Linked DNA regions of Mus musculus: region 2 is linked to region 1. The links are chromatin contacts, found by POLR2A ChIA-PET in ENCODE. All regions are on one chromosome and are shown on one strand. Each heading gives the region's core, a stretch centred on a gene start or an enhancer-like site at or near the end of the contact. The rest is flanking DNA. Distances are from core to core; before and after follow the strand shown.

The links. ChIA-PET counts read pairs that join two places held with the same protein, here RNA polymerase II (POLR2A).
Region 2: POLR2A ChIA-PET joins it to region 1 with 10 read pairs in embryonic stem cell. The contact joins the promoter of Dennd4a here to the promoter of Tipin in region 1. POLR2A ChIA-PET finds 5 or more read pairs at or near these places in 2 of 5 experiments (Patski and embryonic stem cell).

What each region holds. Positions count from the first base shown.
Region 1 is chr9:64,277,125-64,282,967 of GRCm38, forward strand. Tipin (timeless interacting protein) reads left to right here and starts at 4,461. Exons shown (of 8, transcript NM_001324557.1): 1 at 4,461-4,523.
Region 2 is chr9:64,808,978-64,814,649 of GRCm38, forward strand. Dennd4a (DENN/MADD domain containing 4A) reads left to right here and starts at 2,034. Exons shown (of 35, transcript NM_001162917.1): 1 at 2,034-2,043; 2 at 2,363-2,609. It overlaps Gm36459 (a long non-coding RNA gene), which reads right to left and starts at 2,438. Exons shown (of 3, transcript XR_379559.2): 1 at 2,350-2,438; 2 at 1,969-2,125.

The DNA of each region.
Region 1 (5,843 bases), core at 3,211-5,710:
TGTATCAAATATGAAAATAAAACATAAAAAAATTGTTTTTTGTTTTGTTTTTTTTCGAGACAGGGTTTCTCTGTATAGCCCTGGCTGTCCTGGAACTCACTCTGTAGACCAGGCTGGCCTCGAACTCAGAAATCCGCCTGCCTTTGCCTCCCAAGTGCTGGGACTAAAGGCGTGCTCCACCACGCCCGGCCATAAAAATATTTTTAAGTGGGCTGGAGAGATAGCTCAGAGACTAGGAGCACTAGCTCTTCTTCTACAAGTCCTGAGTTCAATTCCCAGCAACCACATGATGGCTTACAACCATCTGTAATGAGATCTGACGCCCTCTTCTGGTGTGTCTGAAGACAGCTACAGTGTACTTAGATATAGTAATAATTAAATCTTTAGACTGGAGCAACTGGAGCAAGCGGGGCCCACCAGAGCGAACAAGCACATAATAGCTCATAACCATCATTACAGCTACAGTAAATAAATAAGTAAATAAATAAATAAACAAATAAATCTTTAAATTTTGTTTTTGTTTTTGTTTTTCGAGACAGGGTTTCTCTGTATAGCTTTGGCTGTCCCGGAACTCACTTTGTAGACCAGGCTGGCCTTGAATTCAGAAATCCGCCTGCCTCTGCCTCCGGAGTGCTGAGATTAAAGGCGTGCGCCACCATGCCCGGCTTAAAAAATATTTTTAAAGTTCTAAAATGTATTTATATTAATATGTATGAATTTTTCTCTGCATGAATGTCTGTGTTCCCCACATGTGTCTCCAGTACCTGCGTAGACCTGAAGAGGGCAGCAGATCCCCTGAAATGAGTTACAGATGATTGTATTTTCATGTAGGTTCTGGAAACTCAACTCCACTTCTCTGGAAGTGCTCTTAACAGTGGAGCCACCTTTTCGGCTGCATTCATTCATTCATTCATTCATTCATTCATTCATTCATTTATTGGTTTTTCGAGACAGGGTTTCTCTGTGTAGCCCTGGCTGTCCTGGAACTCACTTTGTAGACCAGGCTGGCCTCAAACTCAGAAATCCACCTGCCTCTGCCTCCCAAGTGCTGGGATTAAAGGCGTGCACCACCGCCTGGCTTGAGAAAAAAAAATTTTTTTTTTGGTTTATTTCGAGACAGGGTTCCTCTGTATAGCCCTGGCTGTCCTGGAACTCACTTGGTAGACCAGGCTGGCCTCAAACTCAGAAATCTGCCTGCCTCTGCCTCCCGAGTGCTGGGATTAAAGGCATGCGCCACCACGCCCGGCAAGAAAAAAAAATTTTTTTTAAAGATTTATTTATTGATTATATGTAAGTACACTGTAGCTGTCTTCAGACACTCCAGAAGAGGGCATCAGATTTCATTAGGGATGGTTGTGAGCCACCATGTGGTTGCTGGGATTTGAACTCTGAACCTTCGGAAGAGCAGTCGGGTGCTCTTACCCACTGAGCCATCTCACCAGCCCGAAAATTTTTTTATTCATCAATCAATTGTGTGTATTTGTTCCTGTGTGTTCCTGTGTGTGTGTGTGTGTGTGTGTGTGTGTGTGTATGCATATTGTGGTCCACATGTAGAAGTCAAAGAACAACTTTTGCTTAGTGGGTCCCCAGGATGGAGCTCTGTCAGACTTGGTGACAAGTGCTTTCATCTGCTAAGGGATTGCTCCTGTCCCGATGACTACATTTTTAAGGTGTATTTATTTTATTTTCTCTGTTTGACTATTTTATCTCCATTGCACTGGTGTGTGCAATGCCCCCAGAGGTCAGAAGAGGGCATCACACCTCCTGGAACTAGAGTTATAGGTGGTTGTGAGTAGCCATGTGGGTTCTGGGAACAGAACCTAGGTTCCCTGAAAGTGATGAACCAACCTGCCTCCATCTTAGACTTAAAAGCCATCTTATAGTAACGACAAACTAGGCCCACTCCTGTTTATAACTAGGCTGGCCTTGAACTCAGAAATCCACTTGCCCCTGCCTCCTCAGTGCTGGGATTAAAGGCCCGGCTGACCTGTAATCTTAACTACAAATGGTTTTGCACTTCCTGTTCCAGGAACAACCATCTTGCAATCCTTCCTTTGGTTCAAAAAGCTGGGCTGGAGAGATGGCTCAGTGGTTAAGAGCACCAACTGCTCTTCCGAAGGTCCTGAGTTCAAATCCCGACAACCACATGGTGGCTCACAGCCATCCGTAATGAGATCTGATGCCCTCTTCTGGTGCATCTGAAGATAGCGACAGTGTACTTGGATATAATAAACAAATCTAAAAAAAAAAAAAAAAAAAAAGGTTAAGTCAACCTTGTATGACCACCTTGTAATTATGTCTGTGTGTCAGGAGGGCGATACGACTAACGTGTCATGCGTCATGCTTATGTTCTCCTCCTGTAACCCTGCCTATTTCCTCACCAACCCCCTCCATTGGAAACACTCACCCCAGAGCTTTAAAAACCCTGTCTTCCTCACGCCCAAGGCTGATCTCTTGATCCCCGCTTTTAGGTGTGCAGGAATAAAGAAAAAGCTTGCTTTAATTAATTTGGCCATGATGATTTGGGTCGGTGTTCTTTCTCCTCCAATCTTTGGAGTTAACACAGGAGCACGAGATACTCGTAACTGTTGAGCAATCTTTCCAGCCCCACCCAGCTCTGCTTTTATTTTGTATGTGGGTGTGAGGTACAGAATCAGGAGGTGAGCACTGGTTGCTTCCCTCACAATCTCATTGTTAAAAAAGACTTCCTGTGGGGCTGGAGAGATGGCTCAGTGGTTAAGAGTGCCGATTGCTCTTCTGAAGGTCCCGAGTTCAAATCCCAGCAACCACATGGTGGCTCACAAACATCCATAACGAAATCTGATGCCTTCTTCTGGAGTATCTGAGGACAGCTATAGTGTACTTACATATAATAAATAAATAGATCTTTAAAAAATACTTTTATATGTATGGTTGTGTATGTAATACATATATGCCTGTGTACATACATACCCATGCATAAATAAACCTACATACATAAATAAACCATATATGCATCTATACATACCCATAACTACATGAATAAACCATTCATATTTACATACATATCCACACATATAAACATACATACATAAACCATGATATACATACATAAATCTACAGAGTGCTTGGTTCTCTGGAGGTCAGAAGAGAGCCTCAGATACCCTGGAATCATACACGGCTGTGTCACTATGTGAGTGTACTAGAGTCCCCTACATGAGCAACATGTACTCTTAATGGTTAAGCCATCTGTATGTCTCAGCCCCCCCCCCCCCCCTTTGAGACAGGGTCTCTCACTGTGCCTGGAACACATCAGTTAAACCTGGCTGGCTGGCTAGCCAGCTGGAGGAATCTGATTTTTGCCTTCTCAGAATCGGGATTCCGGGTAATATCAAGCTGTTTTTTAACCTGGGTATTGGAGATCTGAACTCAGCTCATCATGCAATGTGGGGGAGTCCTTTACCCTCTGAGGGATCTCCCCAACCCTGCCCTCCCTTTTTGTTGTTTGTTTTGAAACAATATCTCACTGTGTAGCACTGGATGGCCTGGAACTCCAGGGATCTGCCTAAGATTAAAGGTAAACACTGGATCCAATACTTTTTTTTTTTTTTTTTTTTTTTTTGATTTTTCGAGACAGGGTTTCTCTGTGTAGCTCTGGCTGTCCTGGAACTCACTTTGTAGATCAGGCTGGCCTCGAACTCAGAAATCCACCTGCCTCTGCCTCCCAAGTGCTGGGATTAAAGGCGTGTGCCACCTCGCCCGGCCGGATTCAATACTTTTAAAGAAAACAGGGAACCCTCCTTTTTTTGTTGTTGACATATTTCTTTTTTCTTTCTTAAAGATTTATTTTATGTATGTGAGTACACTGTAGCTGTCTTCAGACACTCCAGAAGAAGGCATCAGATCCCATTACAGATGATTGTGAGCCACCATGTGGTTGCTGGGGAATCGAACTCAGGACCTCTGGAAGAGCAGTCAGGGCTCTAGTCACTGAGCCCTCTCTCCAGCTCTTGACATATTTCTTTGGGTCTACACGTCTAACCCTAACTACAAACTACAATCTTTTCCTCATATCTTTATTTAATTAACAAAATTCATAGTCGTGGCATTTTGCTATTCTGAAGATGCAGTAATTTTCCAGCCAAAGTTGTTTGACACTACGTTTTACTCCTCTACAAATCAGTTTTCTTTTCTTTCTTTTTTTTTTTTTTCTCGTAGACGCTGGCCTGGAACCTGTGGCGATCCTCCTACCTCAGCCTCCGAGTGCTGGGATTCCAGGCGTGCACTATTATGCCTGGCTTCCATCGTTCGTGTTCTAAACCCGGAGACCTATTTCTGGAGCTAATAAAGCGCCCAGAACTCATTGCCGTCCCAGACATTCCGGATGGGTAGGCGGGCTTCCGAGCGCGGTGGGCGGGGCTCAGACCCTTAGGCTCCTCCCACGCCTCTTCGCCTACCCTTGGCGCCAAATTTCTCAGCTTGTCTCGCGGAGCCGAGTCTCGCGAGAAGCGGTGTTGGCGCGCTTGGCGGCGGCCGCTGTCTAGGTGAGGTGAGACCGGTTTCTGTGAGCGCAGATTTTGGAAGTGGAGCCCGCGTTGCAAAGGCGGCGCGGGGCGCGGGAGATGGGGTCTCACCCAGGAGCCAGGCGGAAGCGGGGCTGAGGAGGAGCGGGCGGAGCGGGTGGGAGGCGCCGCGGGAGGATGGCGGGCCTGCACCGGAGCCGCGCGCACGGACCTAGCTGAGAGGGAGGCTGGGAAGCGGACTCGAGGGGAGGCGAGGGAGAGGTGACATCCCTAGGGCTGGCGCCGACGGTGGGACGAGAGTGAGGGTGGTGGGACTTCCTTTAGGGCGAGGAGCTCCTGTTTTGACAACTAGGGAAAACGGTAGGTTGGAAACAGGTCCGGGAAGGACTTGTGGATCGGATGTTGAATTTGTCACGCACACTGCTCTGGGAGTTTGAGGACCTGGAGGGGGAAAGAGACTTAACTCGTTAGTGTCTAAAACACGTGTGACAGTTGTCAAGGAGAGAAGGAAGGGCTGTGAACATCTAATTCTTTACAAACACTGAGAGAAACCAGTTTACTGATAAGCCCCACTGTGCTTTTTTGGTTAATTGCTGGTTATTGTAGTTTTAAGTCCTGTTCTCAAACTCCCATTAGAATGGGATTGAGTGTACTAACTAGATGTTTTGAGGATTGGGGTGCTTGTTCTGGGCCTGGAACCCAGGCCAAGTGGTCCTAGGTAGAGTTATAATCTACCCTTGGTTCCCACATTTAAAGGTACTCAAAGACGTAGCGGTTTATTATCAGGAGCCAGTACTTTGTTTTTATAAATTTACGGTCACAAATTTAGAATTGGGGACAGCTAGTAAAGGCGATATAGTGCTGGGGAACAAGCCTTACTGAGTGTGATCCCTGGGTCTCATGCAAAGCTGGAAGGAAAGAATTGACTCTACCCACAGAGTCCTTTGCTACTTTGTGGATTCTTTCTTCCACCCTTCTCTACCCTTAATCTACCCTTTAGGCTCCCTAAAAAACGAGAGGATAGGGGGAAAAATGGCAACATTATCTTTACCCTGCAGATGAGGAGTGTCAAGTTCCTTGGGGCATGTTTGAGGCAAGGTGAGGACCTTGAGGATGTGTTATTTCTTCTCTTGCTCACCACTAAACAAAACCACAGCCAACAGCAAGCAGTCAATCCTGGCCTTTACCCTCTGAAAAGTCCTGAGGAAGCTATCTGCAGTTAGCAGAATCGCCGTTACAGCATTAGAGCTCAAGGCCTGTCATACCAGCTGCTGTGGGCAATCTGAAGCAGCCAATTCCCATACCAGGAGTTAAAATGAAGAAATAATATTTCTGTGCTTT
Region 2 (5,672 bases), core at 784-3,283, 530 kb after region 1:
AGGGGATTGACTGGGTATGCTTCACAACAATCAAACCAATTAGTGGTTAAGTCTAGGGCCAGTGGAAAAAGCCAGGAGTTCCCAATTGAACCCTTAAAACATTTGTTTGTATGTTTGTTTAAAGCAGAGAATTGCTTAAGCGCTTGCCTAGCATGCACCAATTCCTGCTTCCATCGCTGTAGAAAGTGGGTGTGGCGGCACAAGCTGCCATCATAGCGCTCAGAAGGTGGAAGGCATGAGAACTGTAATGGATCTGACACCAGCCTGAGCTATAGAGTGGGCTTATCTTAGAGGAGGAAAAGGTAGAAGCGTCTAAGTAGTGTTATTGAGGTCTAAAGGAGGCATGTATTTAGAGCCCTCAACTTAATAACTTTGACATATGTGTATATATTTGTGACCATTGTGCAATCAAGATAGTGAACACATCCATTGCCCCCCAATGTTTGCTTCATGATATAGACTCTCTCTAGCAATCACTGATTGGCAGATAGCTATGCCCTCACATTGGAGAGGAAAACATCATGGCTGACGTCAGTAGGGAGGATGGTTAAAAGACTTCAGTTTTTGCCAGGCAGAGGTGGTGCACGCCTTTAGTCCCAGCACTTGGGAGGCAGAGGCAGGCGGGTTTCTGAGTTTGAGGCCAGTCTGGTCTACAGAGTGAGTTCCAGGACAGCCAGGACTGAACAGAGAAACCCTGTCCCGGAAAAGCAAAACAAAAAAAAAAAAAGGGGGGGGGGAGGGTGTGGGGATCAACAATGGTATTATTTAATAATTTTCAGTGAAATTAGTGTATTTTTATCTACACAATATAATGTGATGCCCACACATTTTTTAAACAATTTGAACTATATTTGGTGAACTCAGTGTTGAAGAGACTCAAACTTAGATTTAAAAAAAAAAAAACAAACCCTCTCAATCAGGTTCTCTGGTCCATATGTTGTCTAGAATATAAATATAGATGCCATTCTTCAAGTACCACTCACTGTTCCCAGCTGCTTTGTTCCCTACTTGCCATTCAGTGGCTTCGGCCTGCAGTTAGAATTAAGGATAGTCTTGTATTTCTAGGCCCTATACAACGGAGCTCTCAACTCCCTCTCTAATCTAATGGAAGGCTTCTCCAGGCAAAATACATTTCTCATCAACACAGATTCCTCGCAGTTCTAAAAGCCAAGCTCCTCCCTATTGCAGGTTCTCTGCATGATCTTTTTGCTTTACTCAATTCTCTGGGGCCTTTCTTCCATTACTGGCTTCTTCCTGCACTTCAGAGAGGCACAGCCTTGATCACTCTGGTTTCAAAAACCACCCTGTTATCTGCTACCTAGAATTCTTCCTAGAACTTTTATGTTTCTTCTCCAAGCATTAAATATATTTGGTTGTTGTTGTTGTTGTTGTTGTTGTTGAGCTTCTCCCACTAGACCTCAACTCCCTCAAAGCAGACCTTTTCTGGTTCCCTGACTGTTGTGTGTCAGCCCTGCTGGGTTTTCCAACAATATTGTCTGGATGAATGAGTCCAAGAGAAGGAGTGGAGGTATAAAATAAAACTGTAATCTCGGTTGGCAATAAAGATGAAGCCTGTTTTGCATAGATTAACTTCAACCTAGAGGAATTTTTTTTTAAAAGGTCCTATTTCTTCCTTCATTTGTTCATAGAATTCCAGCTAACATTATTCAATACTTTTTAGGCATACACTTTACATTTCTGAGTAACTCTGTAGAGGTAATCAACCTTTATTATCCACATTTTTCAAAGGCATCTTGCCAATAGCCATTAACAGTAGACCTGCAGTCTAGTTTAAGTAGGCCATATCCAATTAATCAATGTAATGGACACCCTTTCAATCAACAATAGCTGTTTTATCAACGCGCTTTTCAGAGAACCCCTCTGAATTCCCCCTTTTCCCTGACCTCTGTCTCGGGACTGAAAGCTACTGGTGGTTGCTAACCGCTTAGGGGGTTTTCTGCAGAATACCAGTGACTTTGGTGGGCGGATCTCAGCTCAGACCACTGCACCAAGCAGCAGTGCCGGGAAGGAAGAAGCAGGTCTGTTGGCCATAGCTGGATGCTTGTGAAAGAGGAAGGTACAGTGCGCCTTGTTCTTACTCGCCAGGGGCTCGGAATCTCCCAACCTGAAGGGGAACCACGACGCGTTTCCCCAGCTACACTCGCCGTCACCAGCCAGCCCGGCCCCACCCCGCCCACAGCCCCACCCAGCGGCCCGCCCACTTGCGGGACCCTTGTTAGTCCCCTCCCCCCACGACCCACCCCCTAGCTCGGCCCATTCCTGCCCCTCGGGTCAGATTCGGCCTGTGATTGGTTTTTGTTGCCATAGTCCCCGCCCCCATGTCTTTACCGTCACTCCCAAGATGGCGCCGGCCGCGGCGGGTTCGGCGGCTGGTGCTGAGGAAGGAGGCGGAGGCTTTGGCGACCGCGCGGGGAGGGGGAGTCCCGTCTGACTGAGACGGCTGGGCGGAGCGCCGGGCCGGGAGATGAGCTAAGCTGGCTGCAAGCGCCGCGACATTCAGCCCCCTCGTGTCCCGCCCGCCGCGCATGAGGGGATCAGACTCTGCATCTCAGGCTCTTCCCGGTGCTCGCGCGGGGGCCGGCGGGGAGGTGAGTGGCGGGGGCGGCGGCGTGGGCATCGGTGGCATAGGGAGCTGTCACGGCCCTGAGGAGGTGACTGGCAGGGGGACGCCGAGCCGGGTGATAGGACTTGGAGGGCCGCTAGGCGCGGGCAGCTGCTAGGAGGGGCTCTGGCCGTCCCGGAGGATGGCGAGATGCTGTCGATGGCGTTCGCGCGCCTCCGTGTGGGAACGAGCGCGGGACACCGGGGGGGTCCCTCCGGACTGGCCATTTGGTGCTGGCCTGGGGCTGTTGTTGTTGGGGTGATGGGGCGGGGGCGGACGGTGGGGAGGTCCTGAAGCTGGGATTTTGACAAGCTCGTTACGTAAGGTTGCTTCCCGGAATCCCACCTGCTCTGGGTTTCAAACCCGCGGCGGGGGCTGCTTTCCCGCGGCTGTTCAGTCCAGATGCCGGGGCCCGGCTGGGGCTCAGGTTCCACGTGAGCCCGGCCAGCGTCCAAGTTGACCAGTGTGTGTGTGTGTGTGTGTGTGTGTGTGTGTGTGTGTGTGTGTGTGTGTGTCTGTGCACACGCGCGCGCAATTCTTGGTCATCACCACTCCTTTTGAAGTTTATCTCTTTCTAGAGGGGAAAGACGAAGGAGGGGGCAGGGGGAGAAGGGGCAAAAAAGCTTGTGACCTAGAATTGGGTCGCAGCGACATCTCTTTTATGGTGCTTTTAAATGACAGGACGTAAAGGGAAACTTGGATGTTGCTGCTCCAGTGTGCTTTTCCTTCAGACGAATGGTTGGCCTCAGAGCGGTAGAGACGGTTTTTATTTGTCTTATAGGACAGTTATTTCTTGTTTGCAAAACAGGACAGGCATCAGTCAACAGGCTTGTATTTATCTGAGGGGAAAGTGGGTGTCAGCCAGCCAGAGAGACATGGGAGGGCAGGAATTGTGTCACTCTGTGAGTATATTGTTCTTTTAAGTGTGTTAGATATGAATGAAAAGGGTAGCCCAAAAGTAAAATAAACAATATTACATTATCACAAGATTATCTTTAGTGTATATACAGCCTTAATCTGTTTTCTGCCCACCCATTGTACCTCCTCTTTCCTTGGAGGAAGGGGGTGGAGACACCTGTAAACATCGTAGCCCAGGTTACACTAAGTTATTGTGGTGCATTTGAGATTACTATAAAGAGGAGTCTCAGGGGGAACCCAAGATTAGTTTATAAGTAAGGATTCTTGGGCAAATTGATCAGTTTATATTTACAGTAGTTCTGAGATACAGCTTCTGAAAAAAAAAAAGGAATAGAATTTCTGATCTGAGCCCTAATTGAACTTAAAATTGTACTTGATTTCTTTTATGGGGCTTTGTTTTGTTTGGGCGAGACGTAATAATCGTTTGAGGCAGCTTTTTATTTTTACAAACTCCCTTTGAACTGCAGCTCCCAGCAAGAGTCTAGAATAACATATAGTTACCACCATCATTCTATATGTGTTACATAATTCTTCCCCCCCCCCACCATCCAATGATTAAACATTCTACTTTGCTGTGGAATTTTGAAAGAATGTGCTTGTGAGGGAAGTTAATTGATCTTGACACCAGCTTAATATTAGGGATAAAAATGAGCAAATTTTGGCTTGCATTTCAAGCTTAAGTGCACAAGTTTCCATTTTTGAAGTTTGGTGAAGGAGTACAACTTTTCTATCCCTGCAGGAGAGCCAGAAAGCTGGTGCTGATTGAGCTCTTCCATTGGAATTACCAGCAGCTCATTGATTCTAAAGTTCCTGGAACTTTTGTCCTATTTCGGCAACTTGAATAATATTTAGTGTAATTGGAAGATTATTGGAAGGGACAAAGCACTTCATATTAATTTATTCAGAAAACAGTAAACATTTTAACAAAGAAGAAAGCTATTTTCTTCCTGCATGATACAAACTGCATTGCCTTTAGTTGTTTGCAGAATCTTAAGCCCTCTGCTTATGGGAAGCGTAGTTTTTCATACCCATCACTAAACATAGAGCTGATTGTTATGTTACAGACCCTTCATTCTGGTGTATATTGGTGCCTCATGACTGTCAGCCATAAACATGAGTGTCTCCAGCAAGAAAATGGACTTGCTATTTCTGCTTTCTCCCACATCAGGGACTTAACTTTTCAGAATTTCACCCTTTCCTGCCAGAGGTAATAGAAGGAGATTCTAAGGAATCGTTTTCTTTCTTTCTTTCTTTCTTTCTTTCTTTCTTTCTTTCTTTCTTTCTTTCTTATCTGCTCTCTTCATCCCCAGTTGGTTTTTATTCAGTAGAATTAGTAGGGTGGGGTGAAGAGAGTACAGCTATACTTAATTACTGTATATCATCGATATCACTTTGGATTCTGAAAGAAGTGTAAAGCCTTATATTTGAGACACTATTCATTTACATATGGGGTTATTGTAATAGTAAAAAGGCTCGCTTTTTTGTTTTTGTTTTTTGTTTTTTGAGACAGGACCATGCTATGTAGCTCATGATGGCCTAGAACTCAAGAGCTTCCTGCCTCAACCATCTAAGTGCTGGGATTATAGGTATATGTGTATAGGTATAGGTATAGGTATAATTTAACACGTTCGGTTAAATTACTATTCTTATAACCGCAAAGTGGCATTAAAGGGTTAAGAGAAAATATTGAAAAATCTCAACAAGAAAACCGCCTTTGCTAGCAGAGTCTGGTGTGTAGGTGCACTCCCAGTAACAGAAGCAAGTGGCTGTCTGGATGGATTGTCAGCGCTAACCTTGCGTTCGTTTGTATGTCTGTGGATGCTTTGCATTAACTTCTGGGTTCTTTTTGCTTCCAGTACTAAACTGCTCCATGTTGACAGTGCCACCTACTGATAATGCGCTCAGTCTTTTCCTCATTACCTCATGAGTCGTTAGGCAACAGCACTGGGATGGTTCAGAGATACCAATATTTTGCTAGTTACTGAGGATACAAAGGTGAATAAAACATGACTTCTGCCCTCCAGCCCTGCCTGAGAAGTGTTGTTTGCTTTTGGAGCCAACAGTGCATGTGTCCCCTGTTTTCCTGTCTCATTGCTAGTGCTGGGTAGGGTTCCCCAACCTCCACCCCCCG